Regions from separate parts of the Homo sapiens genome. Here region 1 is linked to region 2. A link is an interaction called in ENCODE POLR2A ChIA-PET data of the cell type or tissue named here. Cell type or tissue: OCI-LY7. All regions are shown on one strand. Links, peaks and the distances in the headings refer to the core of each region. The heading gives the core; the rest is flanking DNA. Region 1 overlaps LOC107985436 (a long non-coding RNA gene). Region 2 overlaps SULF2 (sulfatase 2).

Evidence for each region. ChIA-PET counts read pairs that join two places held together with the same protein. Peaks named below come from ENCODE experiments on the same cell type or tissue, not always from the same donor. Only the 100,000 strongest peaks of a DNase experiment are listed, where the experiment ranks them.
Region 1: POLR2A ChIA-PET joins it to region 2 with 6 read pairs; 2 of 35 experiments call an interaction of 5 or more read pairs at or near these places.

What each region holds. Positions count from the first base shown.
Region 1 is chr20:47,996,765-48,007,876 of GRCh38, forward strand. All of the region lies in intron 1 of LOC107985436 (a long non-coding RNA gene), which reads left to right. Among named protein-coding and RNA genes, the nearest start is that of LINC01522, 12 kb to the left of the region's middle. RefSeq lists enhancers at 5,995-6,164, 6,175-6,224, 9,226-9,726. In OCI-LY7, for the core only: no CTCF peak of the experiment used is centred there; DNase peaks (open chromatin) are centred at 6,037, 6,457 and 6,807; H3K4me3 peaks cover 3,620 bases; H3K27ac peaks cover 3,689 bases.
Region 2 is chr20:47,753,859-47,764,970 of GRCh38, forward strand. SULF2 (sulfatase 2) reads right to left here. Exons shown (of 21, transcript NM_001387048.1): 2 at 3,331-3,605. The coding sequence starts at 3,505. Among named protein-coding and RNA genes, the nearest start is that of SULF2, 26 kb to the right of the region's middle. RefSeq lists enhancers at 3,536-4,293, 4,294-5,052, 5,053-5,809, 7,543-8,081. In OCI-LY7, for the core only: no CTCF peak of the experiment used is centred there; no DNase peak of the experiment used is centred there.

The DNA.
Region 1 (11,112 bases), core at 1,935-9,934, 240 kb after region 2:
GCCTCCCAAGTAGCTGGGACTACAGGTGCACACCACCATGCCTGGCTATTTTTTTTTTTTTTTTTTGTATTTTTAGTAGAGATGGGGTTTCACCATGTTGGTCAGGATGGTCTCGATCTCCTGACCTTGTGATCCACCCACCTTGGCCTCCCAAAATGCTGGGATTACAGGCGTGAGCCACCGTGCCTGGCTATTCTGGGTCTTTTACTTCTCCATAAAAACTTTAGAATCGGTTTGTCAATATCCTCAATATAACTTGCAGGAATTTTGATTGGGATTGCATTGAATCTGTTGATCAAGTTGGGAAGAGCTGACATCTTGACAATACTGAGTCTTCCTATTTATGAACCTGGACTATCTCTCCATTTATTTAGCTTAAAAAGTTCTTTTCCTCAGAGTTTTGAAGTTTTCCTCATATGGAACCTGTACATATTTTGTGAGTTTTATAACTATTTCATTTTGAAGAGTGCTAATGTGAACGGTATTGCATCTTAAATTTCAAATTCCACTTGTTCATTGCTGCTAAATAGGAAAGTGATTGACTTTTGTATATCAACCTTGTATCTTGCAACCTCACTATAATAATTTATTAGTTCTAGGAGTTATTTTGTTGATTATTTCAGTGTGTCTGCATAGACAATCCAGACCATCTATAGGCAAAGATAGCTTTATTTCTTTCTTCCCAATCTATATGCCTTTTATTTCCTTTTCTTATCTTAGCTAGGACTTGCATTATCTAGGACATCCAGTGCAATGTTGAAAAGCAGTGGGGAGAAGGAACATCTTTTTCTTGTTCCTGATCTTAGTGGGAAAGCTAAGTGGAGTTTCTTGGTATTAAGTGTGATGTTAGCTGTGGGATTTTGTAGCTATTTATTAAATTGAGGAAGTTCCTCTCTATTCCTAGTTCACTGAGTTTTTATCAGGAATGAGTGTTGAATTTTGTCAAGTGCTTTTTCTGCAGCTATTGATATAATCATGTGATTTTTCTTCTTTAGCCTGTTGATGTGATGGATTACATTAATTGATTTGGAAGATAAGACTTTTGATTCACAGCTGGGAAACAGAAGCTTTTTCCCTCCTGGAAAGTGAGGATGCAAACAGTAGTCTGTGACCACGAGGAAATTCAGAGGGAATGAAGTCTCTGGCATTGGAGTCAGAGCAGGAGATGTACAAAGAAACAGAGCCAAGACTCATCAAACCCATTTGAGGCCCTCTACCTCAACTGGAGAAACCTAATGCTTCCTTTAAGGTTTAGTTCAGTTTGATTTTTGTTGTTGTTGTTTGCAACACCAAACATGCTAACTGATATATGCCATACCCCTCAGGTATTTAAGAAGACGGGGGTCAGGGCACGGTGGCTCATGCCTGTAATCCCAGCACTTTGGGAGGCCAAGGCGGGCAGATCACGAGGTCAGGAGATCGAGACCATCCTGGCTTACACAGTGAAACCCCATCTCTACTAAAAATACAAAAAATTAGCCAGGCGTGGTGGCGGATGCCTGTAGTCCCAGCTACTCGGGAGGCTGAGGCAGGCGAATGGCGTGAACTGGGGAGGCGGAGCTTGCAGTGAGCTGAGATCGTGCCATTGCACTCCAGCCTGGGCCACAGAGCAAGACTCCATCTCAAAAAGGGAGGCTGAGAAGGTGTCAGGGATGTTCAGAAAGGGATTTTTTTCTGTGAGTTGAAGACAGGTCTGTGAAAAGCTGTGTGAACTTCCTTCTAGCTGAATGACATAACAGATAACACTTGTTCTCTGGAAAATAGATGTGCACACATGCATGCCTGTGTGTGTGTGTGTGTGTGTGTGTGTGAAAGGTGGGAAAATAATATGTCTTACAGGAATAAAAAAAGAACACTAATATGGCTCTTTCAAACCTCAGCGAAGCTGGTGGGAAGAGCAGCTCAGGCGCATTTTGTGAACTGAAGGTTCTGTGCACCCGAGTAGGGCCTGAGTACTTCCAGGGAGGATGCTCGGCTTCTCTCTGCAGAACAGGGTGTGCATGGTCTACAGGGAAGCTCCTGGCCTCCTGCTGAACCGAGAAATAACTTGACCAAGGGACGGAGCAGGGAGAGCAAACGCTTCAATATCTCTGCCTAACTGTGTTTAGGCTTGCCCTTGAAGAGGCCAGGGTGGAATTGATTACCACAAGCACTTCCCTAAGACCAGAGATGTTGCCACATTTTCCCTGATGAATCCATTGTGTTGTCACCATGGCAACCACCACAGTTGGGGTCTGGCCTGGCTGGCGCATGCTTGCAACAGTTCCCTTTTAGGATCCAGGAGCATCCTAGGTCTATGAAATCTTGCCCTCAGCTACCACAAAGTCTTACTCCTCTCAGCAGCAGGTCCAAATTATCCATGCTGTAGGCCTCAATGTTGGCATGAATTGGCAGCATGGAATTCACTAGGAAGCATTCTTTATTTAAAAAAAAAAACACCCAACATTATTATTTAGTTCAGTTCCTCTGTTCTGGCTTCATGAAACTTAAAAATGCCCTTTGTTGGAAAAAAGAGATGATTTGGTCAGCTCTTGCTGAAGCCCAAATAAAGAGGGCTGGATTTCCCCACCTTGGGTCACATGATCTTTGCTAATTTTCTCTCACCCCCATCTAAGGGCACCCTGTAGCTGGACTTCAGCCATAGAATGTGAGTAAGATGTATAGTCAGCTGTTTCTATCCATGGGTTTTGTATCTGTGGATTCAACTGACTGTGAATAAAAAACATTTGAAAAAAAAAACCCAACAATTTAAAAATACAGATTAAAAAATCAATATGTTATGCAGAATGTGGATTTAAATAAACTAAAACAAAAAAACCAAAGTTAAAAAGGAAAACAAATTTGAAAAGTCAGTATAGTATAAAAACTATTTACCTAGTATTTACATTGTGTTAGGTATCATAACCTAGAAATGATTTAAAGTACATGGGAAGATACGCATAGGTTACATGCAAACACTATGTCTTTTTATACAAAGTACTTTAGCATCTGTGGATATCCGTGGGGGGCGGGGGTGGGTGGGTCCTAGAATCAATCTCCCAGGGATACTGAGGGACATCTATAATTGTCTTTTTATGAGGAACTCATCAATATGGTGCCCTAAGGCCAATTCTACCGACACTATACATGGTAATAGTCACAGGATTCACAGTACCTGTAACTGTGAACAAATATAGATCCACCGAATGGCTAAACTTGAAAGACCACAGATTCAGTAGAAGAATCTCAGTGGGAGCATCTAAGGTTAGGTTCGATCACTTCTTAAGTATAAACACAGTACACTTTTCCATGGACACACACATGTGACAACTCTCAGGGGCAGATACAGATCATTTCCAACAGCCAGAAGGCTTCCTCACACCCCTTGTGATTCAACACATACCGATATGGTTTGGGCCTGTGTCCCCACCAAATCTCATGTAGAATTGTAATCCCCAGTGTTGGAGGTGGGGCCTGGTGGGAGATGAGTGAGAGATGCGTGGAGTTTTTATGAATGGTTTAGCCCCATCCCCCCCGGTCCTGAGTGAGTTCTCATAAGATTTGGTTGTTTAAAAGTGTGTGGCAGCTCCCCTCACTCTCTCTTGCTGCTCCGGCCGTTTGACATGCCAGCTGTCCCTTTGCCTTCTGCCATATTTGTGAGAGTCTTGAGGCCTCCCCAAAAGCAGAAGCTATTATGCTTCCAGGATAGCCTGTAGAACCATGAGCCAATTAAACCTCTTTTCTTCATAAATTACCCAGCTTCAGGTCTTTCCTTCTTTCTTTTCTTTCTTTCCTTCCTTCCTTCCTTCCTTCCTTCCTTCCTTCCTTCCTTCCTTCCTTCCCTTCCTCCCTCCCTCTTTCTATTTTCTTTTCTTTCTTTCTTTCTTTCTTTCTTTCTTTCTTTCTTTCTTTCTTTCTTTCTTCCTTCCTTCCTTCCTTCCTTTCTTTCTTTCTCTCTCTTTCTCTCTTTCTCCCTCTCTCTCTCTTTCTCTCTCTCTCTCTCTCTTTCTGTCTCTGTCTCCCTTTCTCTGTCTCTCTCTCTTTCTCTCTCTCTCTCTCTCTCTCTCTCTCTCTCTCTCTTTCTCTCTTTCTTTCTTGACGGAGTTTCGCTCTTGTTGCCCAGGCTGGAGTGTGACGGCACAATCTCTGGCTCACCGCAACCTCTGCCTCCTGGGTTCAAGCGATTCTCCTGCCTCAGCCTCCTGAGTAGCTGGGATTACAGGCATGTGCTACCACACCTGGCTAATTTTGTATTTTTAATAGAGACAGAATTTCTCCATATTGGTCAGAGTGGCCTCGAACTCCCGACCTCAGGTGATCTGCCTACCTCAGCCTCCCAAAGTGATGGGATTACAGGTGTGAGCCCCGCGCCTCACCCAGCCTCAGGTATTTCTTTATAGCCATGTGAGAATGGACTAATACACACACCCACAATAAACCACTACTCTGATTTCTACTTCCATAGGTTAGTCTTGAGATTAGCCCTGCTTGTCCTTGGACTTCTTATAAAAAAGATCATAGCATATTTAGTCCTCTGTGTCTGGCTTTCCTGGCTCCTTGCTGGATCAGTAAATGTCTCCATGCTGTTTATTGTAGCAGTGGTCCATTTTTTTTCATTGTTACATAGCTTTCCACTGCATGCATAGACCTCAATTTACTTTTCCATTCTATTCCTAATGGATATTTAATATTATTTATTTATTTATTTTTTGAGGTGAAGTCTTGCTCTGTCGCCCAGGCTGGAGTGCAGTGGTGCGATCTCAGCTCACTGCAAGCTCCGCCTCCCAGGCTCACGCCATCCTCCTGCCTCAGCCTCCTGAGTAGCTGGGGCTACCGGCGTCCGCCACAATGCCTGGCTAATTTTTTTGTATTTTTAGTAGAGACGGGGTTTCACCGTGTTAGCCAGGATGGTCTCGATCTCCTGACCTCATGATCCGCCTGCCTCGGCCCCACAAAGTGCTGAGATTACAGGCGTGAGCCACCACGGCCAGCCTAATATATTTTTCTATTAGGCATACAATTGCCATGGACATGCATACACGTCTTCTGGTGAATGTACATACTCATTACTCTCGGGTAAGTTCCCAGGGTGGAAGGACTGGGTAATAGGGGAGGTGGATATTTATTTAACTTTAGTAGATGTTTCCAGACATTTTTCACTGTGGCTGTAGTGACTTGCATTCCCATCAACAGCATGGGAGTTAACAGTTGTCCTACGCCGTTGCTAACACTTGGTATTGTCTGTCTTTTGACATTGTAGCTATTTGGTGGATGTGTGGACGTATCTCATTATGGCTTTAATTTGCATTTTTCTTAGGAGTCATGACATGAAAAATATTTTTACATGTTTATTGGATGTTCAGATCTCCTCCTTTGTTAAGGTTTGTTGAAATCCTTTGTTCCTTATCTAATTGGGTTGCCTTTTTCTTACTGATTTTTAGGAATTCTTTGTATCTTCTAGATACAAGTCACTGTCAAGTATACGGTATTACAAATGTCTTCTTCCCATCTGAGATTTGCCTTTTTACTCCCTTCCACTTTCTTAATGATGCTTTTGATGAATAGAACTTCTGAATTTTAGTGAGTTTGAATTATCATTCTTTTCTTTCATGGTTCGATTAAGAAATTGCCTATCTCTGCATGCAGTTTGATGGTTTCTGTGAATCAAGTGGTTAAAGTGTTGCTGAAACACCAGGGGTTCAGTCTAGGTCCTGCTGCTTGCTACACAGAAAGCCGATCATTGATACAACAAGTATTGTCAGGGAAGAAAGCTTTAATCAGATGCTGCAGGAGTATTGTCAGGGAAGAAGACTTTAATCAGCTGCTTCAGCCAAGGAGATGAGAGATCAGCCTCAAATCCGTCTCCTTGACTAACGAAAATTAGGAGTTTACATAGCAGGTACAAAATGTAACCATGTATGGGAAGACAGGAAATAGGGAGGGGTAAGGAAGAGGAGTTGCTCAATAGGGAGCAAGTGATGGCTTAGGCAGACATGGGTGAGGGGTCTGGTGTTTCATTGTCTAAATGTAGTCATCTGGTGAGTTTCAGTTCCTTGTTACTATCTGGGAGGCCTGATGGTTGGTTTCCTGAGAAAGAACTCAGATAAGACAAATGTAACTTTCTCAAGCTTTGAGACCAAACAGGGAGGATCAGGTTTTATGTTCATTCAGAAAAACCCTAAGCATCAGCTCTATGGGACATTTGGGCTAGTTTCAAAAGATAGGCAGGTGGTGCAAACCAGGCCACTGAGAACCTGTTTCCAAAGCTAAACAGCTTGAACAGGAAGCACCAGGATTCAAACCTGGGCTTTCTGGTTCCAAAGAGCACACTCTTACCTGTTGCATTGTGCTGCTTCTTTACTAATCAGGACTCCTTTGGTTGTGAATGGTTGAAATATAGCTCTTAGGTTAAAAAGATAAATTATTGGTTCATGTACAAGATCCAGGATGTCTCGCTTCAGGCATGGATGGATCCAGGTGCTCACATGACATTATTAGCATTGGGTCCCTCCCTTCTTATGCCTCTACTTTCCTCTGTGTTGGCTTCATCAGTAGAAAGCCTCTTTCCTTTTGCAAGCACCAGCTATGGCAATAGCTTCTATTTTTCAAAGATGGCTACAACAATATCCCCTGTTTCAGGCACTCATTTACAACGTGGCCTTGATATTCCTCCTACTGAGAAGTCAGTCTATGTCCTCTCTCTTTCATGCTGGACAGGCTTGTGACTCATTGGAAACCAGTATATAGAGGTGAGAATGATGCTGCACAACTTGTGAGACTAGGTCAGAAAAAGCAGTGCAGCTTTTGCTTTGTGTTTGGGGACACTTGCCTTTGGAAGCCTGAGCTGACATGTAAGTCCTACTGTCCTGAGGCCGCCATGCTAGGAGGAAGCCCAGACTGTATGAAGAGGCCACATGGAGGTGCTGAGGTTGACAGCCTCAACTGAGGGCCCAGCTGATTGCCAGCAGCAACTACCAGATTGAGTGAAGAGGCTTCTAGATGGTTCCCTGTGTTTGATTTTTCCTAGCTGAGGCATTGGACATTGTGGTGTAGCGACAAACCACTCTGCTTTGCTCTGTCTGAATTCTGGACCCACGGGACCCATGGAATAATGAAATAGTTATTTTGAGCTCTTTGATTTTGGAACAATTTGTTATGCAGTAAATGGAACACCAGGTGTATCTTCTTTCAGCCCTTTCAGCCCTACCAGAAAGAGGGTCTTCTTGCCAACTGTTCTCAGGCAGGGTAATCCTTGGGCCAGGCTGGGTCACATTCCATCCTAAGTCAATTGCTGTGGCTAGGAAGATGTGGTACACGGATGGGCCAGACCTGGGTCACAGGCCCACCGGGAGTGGACCAGCCCTGGGAACTGCCACATGGATTTGGGGAAAGGAAGAGAGGCTTTCTCAAGGAAAAACGGAATTATATGGAAAAAAATTGTAGATGGAAGATGGGAAGATGGGCAGGGAGAACCAACAGCTGCTCCTTCAGTAGTTTACTATGAGGTCACTGTCCTTTGCTTGTGGAAATGAGAAGTGCCCAGCAGTGAGTGACTTGTCTGTGTGTTTGGGCAGCTCAGCTGTTATGGGAGCAGGTAGGAGGGGCAAACCCAGGACAGGCTTCCAGGAGAGCATGTGGCTGTGCTGACTTCATGATGATGAGGACTCAGACAGGCAAAAAGAGCAGGAAAAGGAGTTCCAGGCAGGGGAATGGCATGTGCAAAGGCCTGGAGGCAAAGATGGTGCAGCAAGTTGGAGAACCTGAGTGAAGTTCAGTGGGGTTTAAGCCGAGTGTTAGGGTGAGGATGACAAGGGAAGAAGGCAGGGGTTGGGGCTGTAGGGGCAGACAGTGGCAGGGCCTTCTCAGCCACATGTGGCACTGGGGGTGTCTTTAAATGCAGTGGGAGACCTCAGTGAGGTTAGCAGGGATGTGACGTGACCATAGAAGGTCCCTCTGTCCATGGTATGGGGGATGAGGAGGAGGGGCTGCCCAGGGCCAGGGTGGTCTGTGAGGTGGGTGAGGCCATCATGTAGGTGAGAAAGGATGGTCACCTGAGCTAGCAGGGTGATGGCAGAGGAGGAAGGAATAGAACAGAGCCAAGAGCCATTTAGCAATCAACTCAGTAGGACTTGGGTTTGAGACAAGAGGGAGAGGGAGGAGATAGGGGATAAGAGAGCTGCCCAGGGTTCTGGATGGGCCTGGAGGGACGGGGTCACCAGTCACTGAGGCGGTGACCCCCAAAGAGCCTACATTTGGGGGTGAATTTATCGGGCTGAGTTGAAGGTGCCATGGGACACCCATGTGGACCTGCAGGTCTGAAGCCAGGAGAGTGGTTGGCTGGTGTGGCTAAGGAGTCCCCTGTGTGTCTGTGACCCCATGTGTCTGTGGTCTAAGGGGGGCTGAGACCCCCAGGAGGGGAAGCAGAGTGAGCGAGAGGCAGACTCAATGGAGGGACCCCCTGGATTTAGGAGCAGGAGAAGAAGAGGACAAGGGTGGCAGAGAAAGCCTGGCTGAGCATGGGAACAAGAAGGGGGCCTTCATCAATTCCTGCTACTATGACAATATGCCTGAGACTGGGTAGCTTATAAATAATAGAACTTTATTCCTCACAGTTCTGGAGGCTGGGAAGTCCAAGACAAAGGCGCTGACAGGTTCAGTGTTTGGTGAGGGCTGCTGTCTGTGTCCAAATGGGTAGAAGGGTGCCAGTCACATCCAGGAGCTTGGCCTCATGCTGGAATCACCTCCTGAAGGCCCCGGCTCTTAACACTATCACGTTGGCAATTGGGTTTTAACATGAGAATTTCAGGAGACACCTTCAGACAGTAGCAGAGGGGTAGACCAGGAGGAACGACGGCCCAGGACCACCCTCTGTGGACACCCAGGAGGGACTGGGCGGGTCCTTAGGGGGAGCACAGGGAGCTCCATAGGAGAGGCTTTGGGGAGCAGGGCTGGGAAGCCCAGTGGGAGTGCCGGGGTGAGTGGTGGTGAGGCAGGGGTGTAGACACTGACCGCAGGACATAGAATTTCCTTAAAGGGAGGAATGTGGGCTGGAGCGGGGGTTGAGGAGAATATGTATGCGTGGAAGAAATCTATGCAGTGTCCACAGTCTACAGAGAGGCCTGGGCTGCAGAAGGCAAGCCAGGCAGGTCGTCCCAGGCACAGGGAAATCCCCAGAGCTTGGGTTTACTGAGCCCGTCCTGTGCAGGTCTGGATCTGAACACTGTGTATGCAGTATCTCACTGAAGCCCCTCCCACCCGATGAGGCAGGGCCATCATGCCACCCATTTTAAAGGGTAGGAGACTGAGACCAGAGAGGGCAAATAACCTCCCCACAGTCACACAGCTTGGAAGGGGCCGAGTCAGGGTTCCAAGGAGAGCCTGTACCCCTCCCTGCTGCTCTTAGCCTGGCTCAGCTGCAGAAGCCGAGCCCCAGGGAAGGTTGTGGTTTGGGGCACCCCGTGGCATTGTGTGCACAGGGCCAATGAGGCGCAGGACTGGGGATGGGGGGTGGCCATGTGTGGCATCGTTGGTTTCTGTGGCAGGAACCAGAGTTGTGGCACCCAGGGCTGCAGACTCCGGTTCCTCTCTGCTGAGCCCCCTTTGGGTCAGGGACTCAGTTCCTGATTGTTTCCTGGGCTCTGGTTTGTGCAGTGGCTTGATCTCAGCTCGGTGCAAACTCTGCCTCTCAGGTTCAAGTGATTCCGTGCCTCAGCCTCCCAAGTAGCTGGGATTACACTCGTGCACCACCAGCCCTGGCTAATTTTGTATTTTTAGTAGAGACAGGGTTTCGCCATGTTGGCCAGGCTGTTGTCAAACTCCTGACCTCAAGTGATTCGCCCTCCTCGGCCTCCCAAAGTGCTGAGATTATAGGCATGAGTCACGTGCCTGGCCTTGGTCTAGCAGTTTTTTTCAGACCCAGCCCCAATGGGAAACAGAGGCATGCGCTGCAGGGGTTTGTGGCAGAATTAAGGGAACTGCTAAATGATGAAAGCACCTGGGGACCAGCAAGAGATGGAGCTGCCCAGAGCCCAGGGCTGGAGGGGTGGGTGGAGGAGAGTGCATGAGTAGCCCAGGGAGAGCCCTGCAGGGAAGGTCACACCACAGGGAGAGTAGGGAAGAGGCACTCTGACCTTTCCCCTCCTGCCTTTGACCTCCAGGGAAGAGTCCCCTTGGCTGAACATAACTGGACGCCAGAGGGCAGGGAGCCCCGGAGATGCGATTCTCAGGGGCCAGTTCTGGAACAGGGAGCCCCAGGCAGAGAAGGGATCCAAGTACTGGGGAAGGAGTTGGGGAACAACAAGCTGAGGCATCTGTACCTTCTCCCGACACTTTTGCCCCAGGCTGCAGGGGGAAAGTGGAGGAGAACAGAGGAGAAGGTCCCTTCCAGGCCCAGTCCAGGCTTTGGGAGCACAGGGTGCCAGCCAGGGGAGGAGAGGGAGCTTTGGAGATCTGGAAAAGCCGGCAGAGAGGAAGAGCTTTAAGGAGAGCTGAAGGTTTGTGACCATTGAAGTGGAGGGAGGGAAGCAATGACTGAGGGGCAATGAGTGGGCTCCGTGCTCAGCATGAACTCAGTATGGGTTATTCTATGTTTTCTCATTTTAATGCATTATTTTTTTTCGAAGTTCCATACTCTTATTACAAAGTTTAGGTAATATGAGAGAAGCAGGTGGCAAGCACTTGTCTCTCCAGATCTGCTTCCTAATAGAGAGGCTGGCCGGTTCAGGGCTTGACATTTCTGCTCAGATTAGTTTTTGAGATATGATCTAACTGCCTGTTACTTTTTTGGTGGGAGTTGGAAAGTATTTCAAATACTAATGTAAGAAGGCCACTTCCTTTTTTCACGTTGGGATTATAAATCATTTGAAACTGTTTGGGGACAATGCATTTTACAGACACTCTATCTGGCCAGGTACAAATTGAACATTTAAGCTCAAGTTCAAATGTCTCTCATCCTTGACTTTGATGTAAAAACATGTCATATTTCACTCGCGGATTGCATGTGAATAAGCAATATCAGTTCTCAGAGAATGGAACCACAGCGAAAGGGAAGATAGTGGTTGTGTTCATTTTCAAGGGTTGCCGTAACAAATTACCAAAGACTGGGTGGTTTAAACACAAGAAATGTATTTCCTC
Region 2 (11,112 bases), core at 1,554-9,553:
GACGTCTGCAAACGAGACCTTTACCTCCATGTGCTTCCCTCTTATTCTTTTGGAGCGGAAGTCCAGCAAAAGTCCGTTGGTCTCAGAGGGCCATTGAGACACAGGGATGTCCCCAACTACTTTAAACATGTAATGATAATTTAGGCCACTTACGAACTAGTATGGCCCTGGAAGCAGTTCCCCTGGGCATTTGATAATTCCAAATGACAGCTTAGGGAGTCAAATGCGTGCAGGGAAAGGAAAATTGAATATACGTGGTACAGCCCCGAACCCCCCAACCTTGCAATTAGGAAACAGAACAAGCCCCTCGTCTTGTGTATCTGGCACCAGTCCTCCCAACCGGACCCTAATGAGGATGGACGTCTGTTCTCTGTCCTGGGACTGGAAAGAATCCTGGGATTATCTCAGTCAAGAAGTCTCCAGCCCAGAGGGCTGTCAGAACTGCTGCACGGATGGGCAGAAAATAGCAAATGATAAATTTTTTAGGACCACCCGCTGCATGCCAGTTGTAGCAGAGACTGTGAGATAATGTATTGGGCTTTTTTGGGACATGCATTATTGATCTGGGTCTGTCTAGTGGTTTATAAAAAGCCTATCATGCCCCTCCCACAACCACCTTCCCATCCCTTGCCTCCTTCAAAACCCAGTGCTGCTGGTGGAAGAGGTCTGGCTTGTTTATAGAGGGCAAGACTTGTAGGCCCTAATCTATGCTGTGTAGTGCTATTGGGCAAGAGCTGACACAGGCCACTGAACACCAGGGGCTCTAAACCCACCGCATCCACCTCCTAGAATTTATCCTTCAGAAGCACTCCCTTGTCTGTGCAACGATGCCTGTTTAAATTTCCAGCAACAATATCCGTAACAGTGAAAAACTAACAAACGCACACGCTACCAATCTGAAAACAACTCAATATCCATCCCAGGAATCTGGCTAAATAGAGCAGTGGCTAAGATCACGCGTTCTGGGTTCAAATCTTGTTTTTCTCTTTTTTTCTAAGATGGGGTTTTGTTCTATTGCCCAGGCTAGAGAACAGTGGTGTGACCTAGGCTCACTGCAGCCTTGACCTCTTGGGCTCAAGTGATCCTCCACCTCAGCCTCCCATTAGCTGCTACTACAGGTGTGTGCCACCATCCTTGGCTGATTTTTACATTTTTTGTTAAGACGGGGGGGGTCTCACTATGTTGCCCAGGCTGGTCTCGAACTCCTGGCCTCAAGTGATCCTCAGGCTCCCAAAATGCTGGGATTACAGGCGTGAGCCACTGCACCCAGCTCAAATCATGTTTAATCACATTCTAGCTGTGCAAACTTGGACAAGTGACTTCTCTCTGCCTCAGTTTTTCCATCTGTCAAATGGAGAGAAGAAATCTCTGTATTTTAAGTCAGCCACGGCTTTCTTTGTTCCCCTCTCTCCTGTGTCTACTTCATACCTGCTATTGGTTTCCTTGTATCTGCATACGCTGTTGGTTTCCTTATATCTGCATATGCCTTTGCTTTCTTTTTATCTGCATACACTGTTGGTTTTATTCACAAGTCACAGATGCAAAATTCAGTCAGATTCAGACATGAGACTTAGCTGGATCATGTTGCAAAAATGTGTTGTTCCTAAGAGTGGGTATTCAGCCACTCACCTGTTGATTCGGGCCCCAAATCTAGCGGCTGCCCTTGAAACGTATCTTTTCCATAACCCACATACCTAACCCATTGATCAGTTTATTTCCCAAATATACATCAGGTGGGACCGCATCTCAGCACCCGGGTCTGAGCTTCCATCATCACTGCCCTATCACCCCATCGGCCTCTGAATGAGTGTCCTGTTTCTGCCCTTACCCCTGCGATTTAATTTCATCAAAAGAGCTGGGGGATCCTGTTAGAACCTAAGTGAGGTCACGGCCTTCCTCTTCTTAAGGCCCCCTCATCCATGTCTATTTTACTAAGAATCAAACTCAAAGCCCCCACCATGGCCACAAGGCCTGGTGCAACCCGGGCCAAGTCAGCTCCTCAGCTTCATCTCTCTCCATCACGGCCCCAGCTCCCTCCACTCCGGCTCCCTGGCACTTTTTTTTTTTGCTCCAAACCACCGAGCCCATTTCTATCTCAGTATCTTTGAATTTCCTGTTCTCCTCACCTGGAATGAGCCTCCCTTAGTTCTCTGGCTCCTGACACAGTGCACTGAATGCAACAAATGCGTAATAAACATCTGCTGGATGAATGAACAAACGTGCAGGGCATCGGAAATTCTAAGCATGACTATAGCCGAAACAGCGTCGGGGCTACACAATGTGAGACCAAGAAGCTCTGAGGTCCAGGTGCTGCCTGCAAGACCCCTCTGCAAAATTCTTCAAGAAACGAAACACACCTCTCTGGCCACAGTCTGCAGACTCCCCATAGTTATCAAATGCGCCTCATTCTAAATGCTGCCAGGAGATAGGTATCCTATGTGTCAAATTGTCAATAAAAGCTCTGGGCTCTGATTGCTTCCTGGCTACAAATTCTTTCTGCACTGAGAAGCTCCCGGAGGAAAAAAACTATACTTGTGATCATTAATACAAAGCATTGCAAGGAACAACTTGGTTTTATGTAAATTGCCTTTTCCTGGTAGCTAAAAGACAAATTCAGGTTGTCAAGGCTAACCTAGTCAACCTTCACATTTGTTGCCACCAACAACACGCTGTTATCCTTTAAGAGTGGACAGAGGCTGAGGGATCACCCTTCACGGGATCAATGATTGACAGTCTTTGCCACAACCCACAAGAGCCTCCAAAATTTGGCTCCAGGCTCATGTCTCATCTTTTTTTTTTTTTTTTGAGACAGAGTCTCACTCTGTCACCCAGGCTGGAGTGTAGTGGCATGACCTCCACTCACTGCAACCTCCTTCTCCTGGATTCAAGTGATTCTTGTGCCCCAGTCTCCTCAGTAGCTGGGGTTACAGGTGTGCGCCATCATGCCTGGCTCATTTCTGTAGTTTTAGTAAAGACGGGGTTTCACCACGTTGGCCAGGCTGGTCTCGAACCCCTGACTTCAGGTGATCCACCTGCCTCGGCCTCCCAACGTGCTGGGATTACAAGCATGAGCCATAGCGCCCAGCCTGTTCTCTTTAACTCTTTGGAGAAATCCAGGAACGGTTGTGCAACTGGAGAAGGGTAGAGACCCCTAACCTTGAGGACCCAGTTGTGACCCCAAACACGTGTGGGTGGCCCGTGTCTTGGTTTCAATGTACTCAAAAGTGAGCACGACGCATCAACACCACCGCCTTGCCTCAGGAGCCTCAGCCTAACCCAGGGACCCTGCTCCGAGGGGCCGAGGTGCCACCCTGGGGCCCCGAGGCTTACCCAGCTCCACATCCTGGTCGTCCGTCAGCACCAGGATGATGTTGGGGCGGATGTTCCTGCGGTCCCTCTGAAACCTGCCTTTCAGGCGGTGGTGCGACAGGAAGGCCGAGCTTCCACCCAGCAGGGAGAACACAGTTGCGGACAGCAAGCACAGCACGAGGCTCGGGGGGCCCATCTTCTTTTTTTGCTGATCTGGTGCTTCTTTTGGGATGCGGGAGTCTCAAGTTGCGTCTGTGGCTTTGTTTCTTTTCCCTCGTCCCTCTTCACTCGCAGATCTAGAGGAGGAGGAAGAATCAGGTCAATATTTATGTCAAGGCTGCCGGCTGCTCATTCTTGCATAATGATTTGTATGGCGGCTGGCATGAACAATGGGAGTTTCTTTGAACAGGGGTGGCTATGGCAGAGTGAAAACCGAACTCCGCTGAAGTTAGCAAAGTCTTTACAGTTTGCTTGGTCAACAGACTGGCAGAAAAGCCTTCTGTGGCCACTTCTGCAGAAACAATTTCTTCCCTGGATCCAGTGAGCCTCTGATGTGTCGGTGGCAGCCCAAGACCCGAGTCAGATAACAGCCGTCTCTGAATAATCCACCCAACTCCACAGACAAATCGTCCCCAGGGAGAGGAACAGCAGCGGGCTGGTCTCAAGGGGTGAATATTTGCCGTCCTCTTGCATCTGCCCGCACCGTGGGGTACAGAGGTGAGGGAGATGAAGTTCCAGCTCCCCAGCAGCGGGGGATTCAATCAGGGGTTTAAACGAGAGCCTGGAGCTGGATGTTTTGGGCTGGACAACTGGCATGTGTGAGTGGCAGATCTTCCACTCACTGGCTCAGTTTTCCCGTGAGCAAGCCCGTTTGGAACCTCGGTTTCCCCATGAACAAAATGAGTAGACAGGGCTGTTGTAAGATTTCAGTCTGCTGGGGATGCGTGTGAAAGCCCCTTGTTAAGGGATCTTGTAGTTGGGCAAAAAAGTATTCCTTTTTTTTTTTTTTTTTTTTTCCCAGACAGAGTTTTGCTCTTGTTGCTCAGGCTGGAGTGCAATGACGCCATCTGGGCTCACTGCGACCTCTGCCTCCTGGTGTTCAAGCGATTCTCCTGCCTCAGCCTCTAGAGAAGCTGGGATTACAGGCGCCTGCCACCACGCCCGGCTAATTTTTTGTATTTTTGGTAGAGATGGGGTTTCACCATGTTGGCCAGGCTGGTCTTGAACTCCTGAACTCAGGTGATCCACCTGCCCTGGCCTCCCAAAGTGCTGGGGTTATAGGTGTGAGCCACTGTGCCCAGCCTATTAGTTTTAAGTTGCAGAATAAATGAAATGACAATAGAGAAAATTGAGCGCTAAAAGGTGGAGGGGGAAGACCTGCCACAGGCCACTGTGCCCTCAGTCACCCCCCTGGCCCCAGGTCAGACTAGGTCACCAGCGAAGGTGGGTGCGGGGAGGTGGGGACGCGACTCTGGCTCAAGCAGGTCTCTAATCTCGCCCTGCTCTTTGCTCTCCGTGGTCATTTTTTCACTTCTTGAGGAAATGAGCCTTCAAGTCCTGTCCAGATATAGACTTTTGGTATCATTTATTTAAAACAAGAGAGCATGAGCGAGAGAGCCACAGCCTGCAGATGTGCCGGGAGGAAGCCAAGTGCTGTGGGGGTGGCTGTGTTGCTGTGACCTTGAAAGGGTCTGTTTGTCCTTGCCCTTCATGGGGAACCCCAGCCATCAGCTCAAAGTCATGACTCAGAGGCTCAGCAAGGTCTCCGGGTTCAGCAGGGGGATGTGCTGCCTGCTTCATCTCTCCTGGGGACTGCAAGGTGGCCTGAGGGGTCTCCCGCCTCCCTCTTCCCTGCCCCCATCCTCCATTTTCCCAGGGCAGCCGGAGGAATCTTCCTAAAATACAGATCAGATCACAGCACTGGGCAGGGGAGGGCACAGTGCCTCGTGCAGGTACAGACTGAAGGGGGTGCTCGCTCCCAGGCTGCACAAGTGCCAGGCACTCGCCTCACCTTAGTGCCAGTCCTGTGCTCACCTGCCGCACCTTCCCTGGCTGCTCATGGCTCACAGGATAAGATGCAAACTTCTTGCCAGGGCTGCCCTGGCCCGTGAGATCTGGCCCCTGCCCACTTCTCCTCGACCTCTCCTTTCCAGCCCTACTGGCTTCTTTCTGTCGAATGGACAAGTCAAGCTTCTCTTTGCCCCAGGGTCTTTGCACCTGCTCTTTTAAAAATAACTCCCGCAGCTGTGCGCAGTGGCTCACATCTGTAATTCCAGCACTTTGGCAGGCTGAGGCAGGTGGATCACCTGAGGTCAGGAGTTCGAGACCAGCCTGATCAACATGGTGAAACCCCATCTCTACTAAAAATACGCAAATTAGCTGGGCATGGTGGCACATGCCTGTAATCCCAGCTACTCGGGAGGCTGAGGCAGGAGAATCGCTTGAACCTGGGAAATGGAGGTTGCAGTGAGCCGAGATCATGTCATTGCACTCCAGCCTGGGTGACAGAGTGAGACTCCGTCTCAAAAACAACAACAACAACAACAAACTCCTGCTTTGTACTCCTGGCTCTTTCTGTCAAAAGAACAAACGTCATCACCTCAGAGAGGCCTGCCCTGGCCACCCTATTTAAAGCGGGGGCCCCCAACCCAGGCACTCTGCATTTTATAACCGGTTTTATTTCTCTTGTAATCACTACTGCAGCCTGCAATTTCTTATTTATTGTCCAATTCTTCCCCACTAGGGGGTCAGCTCCCTGAGGACAGAGACAGGCTTATGTTATTCATGGCTGTCTCCAGGCCTTGGCACAAAGAAATAGATAAATAAAGGAACGGAGGTTCTGCTAAGGTCCTTTGAGTTCTGCAGAGTGAGGGAAGCTGGACTTGGCAGGGCCGTGCCATAGCTTGGGTCTACATGGCTCAGAGGCGTCCATCACTGATGCCTTGCCCCAGCCACCCTCCATGGACACCAACGAGGAGCTGGCCACTGTGTTCTCTGGGCAGCGCTATGGTTGAAAAACCCCAGGAAGGGTCACTCCTGCTCCATTTCTCCCCCAGCTCTGCTTGGCACCCTGGGAGGCTGAGCTCTACAGATGGCACGGTCGGCACGTCCCTGCTCTCTGGCTTCCGGCTGGGAGGCTGCAGCATGGGAGGTGGTGGGAAGTCCGTGCATTTATTCTCCTCCCGCACGCAGTAGCTCCCCAGGCAGTAGCCTTCGTGTCTGTGTGTGTGGATGCAGCTCCTGCCTGGGGCCCCTCCTGGCTCTAGCGTCTCCCCAGTTCTGAGTTCACCTCTCCCTCCTCTTGCCCCATCAAGTCTCGGGAAAGTAAGGGCTCCTGTTGCTACCGGTTCCTCGGTGCAGCATCATTTCTTTGCTCCCTTTGCCCACCTGCCTCTGAAAACAGTGCTTTCAATCAACTCTCCCAGCTGCCCTGATGCGCACCCTAATTTACTTCATTCAGGGACCTGTATCCTATGTCAGGCTGGCCAGGACAGCAAGTCTCCCTTCTAGCACCTCCCCTGGGAGCAGGAAGCAGGCTCCGCTCAATGCCTCCTTCCCAGGTGGCTCTGAGAGTCACAATTTCAGGGGAGCTGGGGACACACTCGATGCAGTCGTCTGACATGAGAACTGTGAGTTTCATGGGACCAGAGGGTGAACAACACCTTCCTTCTCAATCTCTCGTCTGCAGAAACATACACCTCATGACAGCCAGAGCCACTGCGGCAACTGCCTGCTGGGCACCTGCTTTATGCCACGTGGTGTGATGGTTAAGGATGTGGACTTTGGAGTTACTTGCTGAAAGACCCTGAGCTAGTAACTTAACACCTTTGTGCCTCAGTTTCCTCATCTGTGAAATGGGTGTGCAGGATTAAATGTGTTGATACAGTGTGCTGGGACTAGAGCCTGGCCATAGTACTAACTGGGATACATATTCCACAATGTAAACCATTATTAGAGTGATCCTACCGCTGCAGCTGTCCTGCGTCAGGCACTCTGAAATCTCCTTCAACCTCCACCAAGGCTCCCTCCTGCAAGTACTATTATTAGCCCCAGAGAAAACTGAGGTTTCATTACTGTCCTAAGGCCACCCAGACAGAAGATGGCAGGGATGGGATGTGAATTCTGCCCTCCCTCACCGTTCAATGTGGGCTTCTCATCACGAAACTCGGATTTCCCAACTCTTTCCGTTCAAGGACCACGGCCCTGATTTCTGCTGAATCTGCAGAGCCCTTCAGTGATTATTTGCTTAACGTGCTTCTTTAAATGGCCTCATTTTAAAATAAAAACACAAACACATGTTTTGGGAAAAGAAAACTTCCTACCCAAAGATAAATGGAAAGTGGACATCGCTTCCCTGTAGAGCTAATTGTACAAATAAAAGTCAAAGAAAGCTGAATCAGTGGAACTTGATGCAAATAGCTTCCCAGGCTTCGCGTGCCCTCGCGCTCGCACTCTCTTTTGAAGTGAGATTAGCAGGTGTTGAAAGGAGTCAAAGCACATTAGCACCATCTGAGACTTTCTGCTGGAGGTAACTGGAGGCTGCCAGACAGCTGAAAAGGAGACAAACTCTAGCCATCGAATCAGTCCCTGAACCACCCCAAATCAGAGTAATCCTCAAACTATGTTGTGTATCTGATATGGTTTGGCTGTGTCCTCACCCAAATCTCATCTTGACTTGTAGCGCCCATAATTCCCACGTGTTGTGGGAGGGACCTGGTGGGAGATAATTGAATCATGGGGGTGGTTCCCCCATACTGTTCTCATGGTAGTGAATAAGTCTCATGAGATCTGACGGTTTTATAAAGGGTTTCCCCTTTTGCTTGGTTCTCATCTTCTTTTGTCTGCCATCACATAAGACGTGCCTTTCACCTTCCACCATGATTGTAAGGCCTCCCCAGCCACATGGAACAATGAGTCCATTAAATCTTTTTCTTTTAAATTACCCAGTCTCGGGTATGTCTTTATCAGCAGCGTGAAAACAGACTAATACATTATCAGTGGCCCATGTCCCTCCATCGGGAAACACTACGGGATGCTTTGCACTTGAAACTACGATTGCAGCAGCCAGCGTTCTAAGATGCACATTCACGTTCCTTCAGAGAGACAGACGTGGAGTGCTAATATTGGGAGAATTCCGATGGGGTGCCCTACAAATAGCAACTCTCTGAAACCAGAAACCAATCACAGGAAAACCTTTCTGAAAGCTTGCAGCACACTCCAGTCTCTGCTCTGAGCTGTTTGCAGGTGTCAACCCAATTAATATGCACACCCACCCATCAATATTTCACCCATTTTATGGATGAAGAAGCTGAGGCACAGAGAGTTAAAATCACTTTCCCCCGATCATATGGGTAAGTGGCAGAGAAGGGGTTCAAACCTAGTCTGGCCCGATTTGGGCAGCTCAACCAGGACCCCCTAGAAGCAGATCTTTGAACAAGTTCCTAAGAGTCTCCCAGCCTCAGTTTCCTCATTTGCCAGGTGGCCAGGTGCCCTCTGAGGGCCTTTTTGGCCCTGGGCCTGTGATGCCAGGGTACAGGGGGGCTGGGAAGGGCAGTCTTCATTGGGAGCCCTGGGCTGGGTAAAGATGGAGCCCGGGGCACAGTCAGCTGGACTTCGTTCCTGGCTCCCATGTTGGTTTCAGAGCACCCCCCACTCCTGGGCGGCTATCACCCGCTCTCCTCTGGATGGAAGTCAAAGCTCCGGCACCAGAAGCCAGAGAATAACAGGAGCTAATTATTTCATCAGATCAAGTCATCAGTGGGTCGATTTCTGATGAATTCCCCTGGCTCAGACTTCTCGTGGCCTCATGCCAGTTTCTCTCCGGATGCTGAAGAAATCAATTAAAGATGACACAAGGGATTCTGCCTTGTTTTTTTTCCTTTTTCTTGGTAAAATATTCAAAGTGGCTGAACCGAGAGAGCACCCAGTGAACTCACGCAGCACCAGCCGCCTGCCACTCCATCCCTGCTGTGGACAACACCTCTCCTTCCCACCAGTTCCTTTCCAGGTCTCTCTGGCTCCTCCTCTCCATCCTGAGTCTTCTCCAGGACCTTGGCAAAGGCTCGCCAGCCCAGGAGACATCTCTGGAAACAGCTAACGTCCTGAGCATTTAGAAACATCATTTTTAGTTCTCAATTTCTCTGCCGATCTGCCAAGAGGAACGGGTCTGAGTGACTGATGCCCTCACCTTCCCAATGCCACAAACCACAGCGGTGAACAAACACCTGGGACCTCATCCAGACCTGTTTAGAAAGACCCAGATGGGCTGTTTTCCTCTGAGGATCTCCAAATCCAACAAGAGGAGGAGAGAGAAGTTTGGGAACAATCAGGCAGCTGAGGTGGTGGGAGAGGAAGAAGGGGCCAGAGGCAGAAGGAGGCACTGGTCAGATGGTAAATGTCCATGAAAGGCGGGAAGAAAGCAAACTGTGGGTGTGCAGATACGTCCCACGGGCTGGGGCCAGAGCCCCGCAACAGACCTAGCGGCCTCCCCAGGTGGTCCAGAGAACCTGATCATTTCTCTCTCTTCCTTCTTTCACTTTACAAATACGTATGAAGGACCTCCTATGAGGCACAGTGTTCAGTGATAGGAGAATCCTGCCTGGATTCCAACAGCCTCCTAACTGGTTTCCCTGCTTCTACCTCGTCCCTTCCATCAAGCAGCCAGACAGATCCTGTTAAAACAAAAGCAAGGGCCTGCCTTCCTCCACTGAACGGCCTTCAATAACTTCCATCCCACGCAGAGTAAAACGCAAAAACCCTCCAAAGGGGCTACAAGAACCCACCCAACCTGCTCCATCACCTCTCCGACCTTATTGCCTTCCCCTCTCTCCCTTGCACACCTGGTTCCAGCCACACGGTCTCTGTACTGTTCCTTGCACATGCTAGCACAGCCCACCCCAGGGCCCTTGAACTTGCTGCTCCCTCTGCCTGGAGCCTTCATTCAGGTTATCTTCACCATCCCTTCTTCCCCCTCCTCAGGTCTTTGCTCAAATTTCACCTTGGCAGGTTAAAACCGAAATCTCTGCCCTCCCCAGTAGCACTTACCACCTCTCACAGCTAGCTCCTTTATTTCTTTGCGGATGTCCTCCAGCAGAATATCAGCCCCCTGAAGGTACAGGTTTTTGTCATTTTTGTTCAGATCTATATCCTCAACAATTAAAACAATGCTTGCGGCATAGCAGGCATTCAAAATATTTACTGGCTTAACAAAGAATTATCTCCTGTCTCCTGGTAACAGCCCCTGTTAGTGCTTTGAGGCCACAAGTGCTCTTATTTCCCACCCCCCCTTATATATGGTTTGACTGCAGGGCAGCGCATGTGAGCCAGGTGGAGCCAATCAGCAATTCCAGCTCTAGCTTCAGCGATTGGTCCTGGGGCAGACATGTGACCCAAGTCTGGCCAATAAGCGAGAGGGAGTCCTGGAGGCTGGAGGAGACTGTGCTGGGTGCCAGGAGGCATGAATATGGTGCTGATGGTGGCCGCCCATTGGATGGAGCCCGAGAGAGAGGATGCTGGTGACAATGGGGTGGACCAAGTTGCATCTTGTAGCCAGGTACAGACTCAAAAAAGTGCCCTTTGCTGCTTAAGAGAGTCCGAATTAGGGCTGTCATTTGCAACAGGGAGCACCCAGACCAACACAGGAAACACCCTAGAAGAACAATAATGAATGATAGCTAACATCAGGGGCCCTGCACAATTCTAAGCACTTTTAGTGTGTGACCTCACGCCACCCTTACAACCACCTTGTGAGTTGGGATGCTCCATTTACAGACAAGGAAGATAAGGCACGGACAGGTTCCAGAA